2 separate regions of the Mus musculus genome follow, and region 1 is linked to region 2. A link is a contact called in ENCODE Hi-C or POLR2A ChIA-PET data. All regions are on one chromosome and are shown on one strand. Each heading gives the region's core, a stretch centred on a gene start or an enhancer-like site at or near the end of the contact. The rest is flanking DNA. Distances are from core to core; before and after follow the strand shown. Region 1 holds the start of Zfp428 (zinc finger protein 428). Region 2 holds the start of Rps19 (ribosomal protein S19).

The links. Hi-C counts contacts between places; a loop is a spot of excess contacts on that map. ChIA-PET counts read pairs that join two places held with the same protein, here RNA polymerase II (POLR2A).
Region 1: a loop to region 2 is called in a map of gastrocnemius, with 2.9 times the contacts of the local background. The contact joins the promoter of Zfp428 here to the promoter of Rps19 in region 2. A Hi-C loop is called at or near these places in 1 of 37 maps with a recorded cell type or tissue (gastrocnemius). POLR2A ChIA-PET finds 5 or more read pairs at or near these places in 2 of 5 experiments (Patski and embryonic stem cell).

Annotation. Positions count from the first base shown.
Region 1 is chr7:24,504,701-24,508,460 of GRCm38, reverse strand. Zfp428 (zinc finger protein 428) reads right to left here and starts at 1,374. Exons shown (of 3, transcript NM_146183.2): 1 at 1,025-1,374.
Region 2 is chr7:24,882,824-24,886,618 of GRCm38, reverse strand. Rps19 (ribosomal protein S19) reads right to left here and starts at 2,027. Exons shown (of 6, transcript NM_001360119.1): 1 at 1,952-2,027; 2 at 1,413-1,483; 3 at 1,067-1,167. The coding sequence starts at 1,483.

The DNA of each region.
Region 1 (3,760 bases), core at 125-2,624, 380 kb after region 2:
ACCATTCAGCAAAGAAAAACTGAGGACAACTGGTTGTTTCTATTTTAAATATTTAATATATGTGTTCCATGCAACAATACCTAGGATTAGCCATTCCATAAACCCACTCCCCCTTCTTTTTTTGAGATCTGATGCCCTCCCCAAAAGGAAAAAAAAAAAAAAAAAAAAAACAGGTCTAGAATAGCGAATCCTCCTGCCCCAGCAGGAATTATAGGCGCGTGACACCACACTGGGCTTTAACTATTATTCTACTTGACCATCACAGCAAGGATTGTTAGGACTTTTCTTGGGGGTTTACTTGGGGACAGCCATCCCTCTCCAAACCCACATTATATAAAGCTTCTTCCAGAACGTTCCGGATATCAAGTGGAAGCATTAGGACAGGTGGAAGCCAGCTGGGCGTGGTGATGCACCTCTGCGAACTCAGCACTTGGTAAATTATAAATTCTAGGTTGTACTCCGCGATATTGTGGGTCCAAAACCCAGCTACATGAAACCGTATGCCTCAGTTCCCTCAAAAGCAGAGTGGCCAGGACCCCACCCACACATACGCCTCACAGTGCGTGAGTGAACACAATAGATACCTTTCCGCACAACGCTAGGTAGGACTGGGACTCGGACAAACCCCGGTACCAAACAATAAAGATCAGCTCCCACAATGCCCCGTGACAGCGTCCCACGATGCCTCGGGCCTTTAACGACCACCAGGCACCCAAACGCTCCTTGCCCCGGGGCTTCTCACAGAAGGCGTGTGCGACGAAAAAAAAAAAAAAAAAAAAAAAAAAAGTCCCCTCCAGGAGCCCAGGCCCTTCCCAGAATGCCCCAGGCCCAGAACGCCTGGCCCACGGGCTCCCACAATGCCTCGAGGCGAAGCTGTGCTGGGTCCCGAGCCGCGTGCTGGGGAAAGCAAGGGACTCCCGGGCCGGTCACTCGGCCAAGCGGCCGCGGGCTCCCGTCATGCAGCGGGGCTGTATCGCCCGCTTCCCAGCATGCCCCGCGGCCCCCCCCAAGCTCGGACACTCACCGACGCCGGCGGCCCCGGATCAGGCTCGGCGGTGGCGGCTGCACGCCCGGGCACTGCGCCTGCGTTTCGGGAGGCTAGGCGAGCGGGCGAGCGAACGGGCGAACGAGCGAGGGGCGAGCGAGGGGCGCGTGCGCGGTCAGATGGACCATTCCCGGAGGTCGATGGGAAGAGGGGCTCAGAGGATGGCGAAGGCTGTAGAGCTCACGCCGGCGGGGGTGGCGGGCTCTGCCGCTCACGGCCCCGCTAGACTTGGTACAGTCTGCGGCCCGAAGGGTGAAGAAGCTTTAAGAATCGCGCGTGCGTGCGTGCGCGGTAGAGCGAACGCGCCTTATAAATAGTGGATGCCTTGGAATGAGGGGGGAGAGTGGGGGCCTAAATACTCGGCCCGGATCCCCCGGGCTGGAGGCTCGCTCATTTGCATAATCCTAGCGCGGGACAAAGGAAGGCCTCCCGCACTGGAGGATGTGATTTGCATATTCCCGGGAGAGGCTGTTCTTCAGAGCGCAGTGATTAGCATATGGATGGGGAGGGGGGGGGCACCTGGAAAAATAAAGCGCATGCGTGTAGGGGACTGCAGACTTAATCGTGGTGGGCTGGCAACCTTGTCCCGAAACTACCGAAGGTCTGGGACCCCGTTCACGTCCCTGTCACCTAGGATAAATTCCTGGACAGCACGTGGTTTCTGCGTTGCGAGAGATCTGAACCCCCAGTCTAAGGAAAACGAACCACATTTGATTAGACAAATACTTAGAACTGTCAAGACCTGGAAGAGAGAGAGGTAGACGGCAGGAGGCCGTGGATGCCAGAAACGCCTGCCCCAGCTCGAGGTTCTGCAAGGGCTTCCAAGGGCTGATTTTTAAGCCAGGTCTGAACTGGAGCCAAGTAGAATGCCAAAAAGCAGAGGGAATAGCTGATGCAAATTTCCAGAGGCAAAGTAGTGCTTGCATTCTTAGAGGGAGTCAAGGCAGCTTTTCCGTGGAGCACAATTAGAAAGTCTGCTATAGGTGTTTGCTTTTTTATTTCTTTTTTTGTTTTTCTTTCTTTTCTTTCTTTTTTTTTTCTTTTTTGAGGCAGAGTCTCATGTAGCTCAGGCTAGCCTCCAACACCTGGGTCGAAGAAAATGACCTTGAACGCTACCTCTTGAATGTTGAGATTACAGGCATATGGCAGCCAGCCCAGCTCCTGTGGGTAATTTTAAAGGGCCATAACTTCATGCTGACTATTTGTAGCCATCCCTACAGCCCTCTCCTTCCCGAATGCTTTTATCACTAGCAATTTAAAACTCTAGAGTCCCATTACACCACAGAAAAGGAATAGTTGTGTTTTGCTTTGTTTCTGAGAGTCTCCTTGTGTATTCTGGAACTCACTCTAGCTCCGGGTGGTTTTCGTCAACTCCCTGCAGTTCTCCTGCCTCAGCTTCCCAAAGGCTGGGGTGGCAGGTATGCACCTCCCACACCTGGTCTCCCAGTCAAACTTGTGTCCCTGACGCCTCTTCTGGACCCACCCACCGTTTTATCTGGTCCATATCCCCAGCACTTCAAACACAGTAATCCCTTTGCTGTCTCAGGCTTTGATCTTGCCTTTCGATTCATCGGGAAAACCCTTTGTCCCTGCTGCTCCGAGCTCACTCTCTCCTGGTATTGATGCCAATCCGAAGGGCCTTCCTTGATGATACAGCTCCTGCAGATTGAGTGATTTAGGGAAATTGACACAGCACTGGTCTCAATAAATGCAGCGCTCTGGGTGGAAATGGGGTGGAGGGTGCCTGGGGCTTTGGAGTTCTTTAAGTCTCCTCACTCTGCATGAAAATTTCCATAACAAAATAAAACAGTACCCACCCAACCCCCCACCGCCGCACGCGTGTGCGTGCGTGAGTGTGTATGTGTGTGTGTGTTTATTTTATTCAGGCAGGGTCTCACTACTTAACCCTGGCCTGGAGTTTACTATGTAGACCAGGCTGGCTGCAGATATCCACTTGCCTCTTGTGCTGGGAATTAAAAGTGTAAGCCACCACCACAGGAGACTGATTGACCCACCTTCCTTTCTTTCTGAAACAGGAGCCTAATGTGTAGCCCAGGCTGTCCTCAAACTCACTCTCCTGCCTCAGCTCCTTGAAGGCTGGAATTTTAAGATTTTAAGCATATAAATATTAAGAGCCCTCTTTACAATTTAAAGCAAGCTTTAAGCTTTTCTGCTTGGGGGGTAGGGGCACACAGTCTTGCAGTCTTGCTAAGTAGCTAGGAGTGGCCTGGAACTTGCTCTGTAGAGCAGGCTGCCCTGAGCTTCTGCTCGCTGAGTGCTGGGCTTCCAGGTGTATCCCACCACGTCCGGCTCTGAAACTGTTCCCATTGCTGCCTAGATGCGTCTGTTTCCTTCATCAAAGTTTCACAAAGGTCAGAGTACAGTGACCTTTTCACCTTGAGCCCTTAAAGCCTAGAACAGGATCAAATTTCAGATTCCTGTTAAACTGAAAAAAACAAAACAAAACAAAACAAAAAAAAAAGCCTCTTTTGTGTTTGTGTGTGTGTGTGTGTGTGTTTTATTCACAAATTGCTGGCTGTGGTTGGATCAGCCTGTAACCCCAGCTTTTTAGAAGCTGAGGCAGAAGGGTTACCGGAGTTCAAGACCTGCCTGTATTATAGTATAAGATGCTGTCTCAAAACGAAGAAACAAACAAACAAAATCCTCACCACGCCTCTCACCGCCCCCCTCCCCAAAAAATCCCCCAAGTCTGGG
Region 2 (3,795 bases), core at 778-3,277:
TGCCTTGGTCTCTCAAATTCTGGGAATACAAGCTCACACCAGCAGGTCTGGCCCCAAACTGCTTCTGCTCCAGAAGTGCTGGAATCAAAGGCAAAAGGCACCTGGCTCGATTCCATTTCTTGCTAACCCCATCCTGCTTGGGACACAGCTCAGTGTCTGGCGGGCCCTGGATATGGCAGCCTCCCCCCACAGCAGCTGTGGAAACTAGACAACCAACCCTGTCCACAGCAAGTACACCACTCTACCCAGAGAAACCCAACAGTCTTCCTCTCGCAACTCCACAGCCGCCCTAACCTACCACCTGAAGCACTGTCAACACCACTGCACGCTTGCTTCCAAGAGGGGGTGTGAGGTGCACACCTCAGCTAGGCCTCACCACCCTTCCCTACATCACCCTCCTTAAAAACGTGCTGGCAGGTGGAAGCACCGACCTTTTCCCACACTGTGGAATTGACCTTTTGGTTTTCAGAGGCTGTGTTGAGTCATGGTGGTCCCTGTGCCCATGCCAAAGCCTGAAACAAAGTGGATCCCGTGGACATTTAATATTAACTTATAAACTGCTTCACGGTCTTAAGCGAAGAGGAACTTACTTCCCACGACCAGGGGAATTCTCAGGCAGGGCCCCCCCCTAGCAAAGGCCTGGCCATGAACTGCAACCCTGGCACTACCCAGCAGAAAGAATCCTGCTCCCCTAAAGACTAGAGACAACAGGATGCACAAAGCACCCAGGCAGGATCCAGAGAGACCAGAGGGGCACCCCAAAGTTTTCTTTGGGCACCAGATCTGTAAGTTTCCTTTATAACAGGAGTGGCACTCCCGACCACTCAACCAAACAGGAGTTGACAGTTGTTCAAATCTAAATGCTATAACCGTGGACACAGAAAGCTGTTAAGACTCTCAAGTAAGCAAAATATGGACACTCATTTGCCCTCAGATTTCCTTTCTAGTTTAAAGCTACAGCTATTCAATAATGAGGTCTGTCTCCTGGTGTAGATGGGAGGGGAAGACAGGGTCCCTGCCTGGGGTCGCCCAGGTTCCCACTCCCAGCCAAAGCCTCAGTTCTTACCAGCTCGTGTGTAGAACCAGTTCTCATCATATGGGGCAAGCTCTTTATGTTTGGCCAGCTTGACTGTGTCCACCCATTCGGGGACTTTCAGCTTCCCGGACCTAGAACCAAGAGAATTGAGAAAAAGCACACTTCAAAAATTTCCAAAGATGACTTCAGATCTACTAACCTTTAGCAAGTTAACAAGGTTGGGGGAAAAAAAAAGCAAGAACGAACAGGTTAAAAAGGAAGCATGGTCACCGTAGGCCCAATTCAGAAAAGACCCCCAGCAAGTGGCCAGAGGGATTAATGACACATTGGGGTCACAGCGCACAGGGGTCAGGCCTCAGTTCCAACAAACACTTACTTTTTGAGGAAGGCTGCCAGAGCTCTGACGAACTCCTGCTGGTTAACGTCTTTTACAGTAACTCCGGGCATCTGAGGAAGGGACAAGCATGCCGAGGTCAGGCTTGGTGCAAACCCCTGACGTGGGTCCAGGTCAACACCAACCCTGCTCGTCGCCAGTCCACCCCAAAGCCTCAGCATCCACCCAGCCTCATGTCCCTGCAACTCGGCTCCTGCAGGTCCAACAGAGTTGCCGGGTGCACACGCCACGCGGATCGCAGCACCGCGGCGTGGTGACCGCGTGGGAGAGCCCTCCACACCCCGCTCCCTCAAGCCCACGTTCCGGGCGTCCCACTCACCCCTCCGCTGCCCACCTAACCCTCCGGGCTCCCGGATTGCGGCGATCAGGCATGTCCGGGCCTGCCGCTCGCACGTGGCCGCGGCTCCAGAGGGCGGAGCGACCCCGCGCCGGGCTTCCCGCGGTCCCGGCACGAGCTCTTGGGGCCAGAAAGCCCGGCCCCGTGGCCCCGCGCACAGCCGCGACCCAGAGCCCTCACTCACCGTGCGGCCTCCGCGCTGCCAGCCAGGGGAAAGGGAACGACGGGGTTTCCCGGGCGCACAAGTCGGGCGTCGAGTCTCGCGAGATTTCGGAGTGCTCGCGAGAGCGGCTAAACCAGAGGGCTCCGCCTTTCTGAGGGCGAATATGGCTTCATCTCCACCCAAAATGGGCGGGTCTGTAAGAGGAAGGGGTGGAGAAGCCAAGAGAAGGGACTCGGGAGGAGGATAAGGGATCTGGTTCCTCTTTCCGTTTCCTTGGGCGTGACCGGAGCGAGCTGGGGGAGTCGGCCTTCATTTGAGCCTTGTGTGTCTGGCGGGAACAAGGAGGCGGAAACTTTTGAGGGCGGAAGTGCGGGCGAAGTTGAGCGCGCACGAAAGGAAGGCGGGATTCAGCGCAAGACCCTGCTTCCTGGCCGGAAATGGGAATAGTTACGGGCGGAACCGTGACAGGCAATCCAGGGAAAAGGCACTATGACATGTGGCCACCACCACCTTTTGTGCTAGCATTAGCATTCGCGAGACCAAGAGATACACGGAAGCCCCACCCTTCTTTGGGCGGAAGTTGCTTCAGCTCCATTGACGCTCGCGGAGAGGAAAGAAGGCGTTGGGAGCGGGGAGGAGATTAGGGCGGGGACAAAGGGGTAGAGGCGGGCCCTTGGTGGAGGTTCAGCTCCGCCATCTAGTGCCGGAGTCTGGTTGTTCAGACCGTTAGTCTCCTCGTTTGCCTCTTCTGAGTCATCCAAGCTGACCTGTGCAACTTTATTATATCTGTACCTACCCACCCACCTACCTGCCTATCGTTTGTTGTTTTGAGACAGGATTATCATTAATTTATTTAGCCAAGACTGGCCTGGGACTTTTTATCTAAGGCTGGCTTTGAACTCATGATCCCCCAGCTTAATGCTACGGGAGTGTGTCACTACGCCAGGCTCTCAGTACCTCCCACTCCCACCCCGCAGCGCAGCGCATAAAATATTTGAGGTTGTGTTGCATCCAGACAAATATTATTTAAGATAGAAAAGAGAGGAGGGGCCGGGCGTGGTGGCGCACGCCTTTAATCCCAGCACTCAGGAGGCAGAGGCAGGCGGATTTCTGAGTTCGAGGCCAGCCTGGTCTACAGAGTGAGTTCCAGGACAGTCAGGGCTACACAGAGAAACCCTGTCTCGACCCCCCCCCCCCCAAAAAAAAAAAAGAAACGAGGGGCATTGTGATGGTTCGCTCACTAGGTAGAAGTTCTCCCATACGAGCCTGATTGACCTGATACGATTCTTTGAACCCATCACGGTATAAGAACTAACTACAGAGTTTTGTCCTCTGACTGCCACAGGTGCGTCTCAGAGAAGGGTGTATGTTCACATATCGCACCCTCTTTATACACATACTAAGACTTAAAATTAGAAAAAAATATTAAAAAGAAATGAATTATCAATACATAAGTGAAAAGTTAAGCCAGTTTGAGGGGCCGGAGAGACAGATGGCTCAGCAATTTCAGAAAATCTGACTTCAGTTCCAAACACCTACACTGGAGGGTCACAGTAGCTTGTACTTTCATCTCCAGAGGATGACATGTCCTCTTCTGGCTTCCTCGGGCACGTGCACTCATGTATGTACATATGCAGACACATACACACAAAAGTAAATTTAAAAAAACCTTAAACACTTAAATGGCCTGGGCATAGTGATGCACACCTACGGTCCTAACACTCAGGAGACACAGGCAGGAGGATTACAGCAAATTCGAGGTCAGATTGGTTTACATAATGAGTTCTAAGGCAGCCAAACCAGAACAGCACCAATACAAAAACCATGTATGCGACCAGTAAAGTGCACTTCTGGGGATGTCTGTG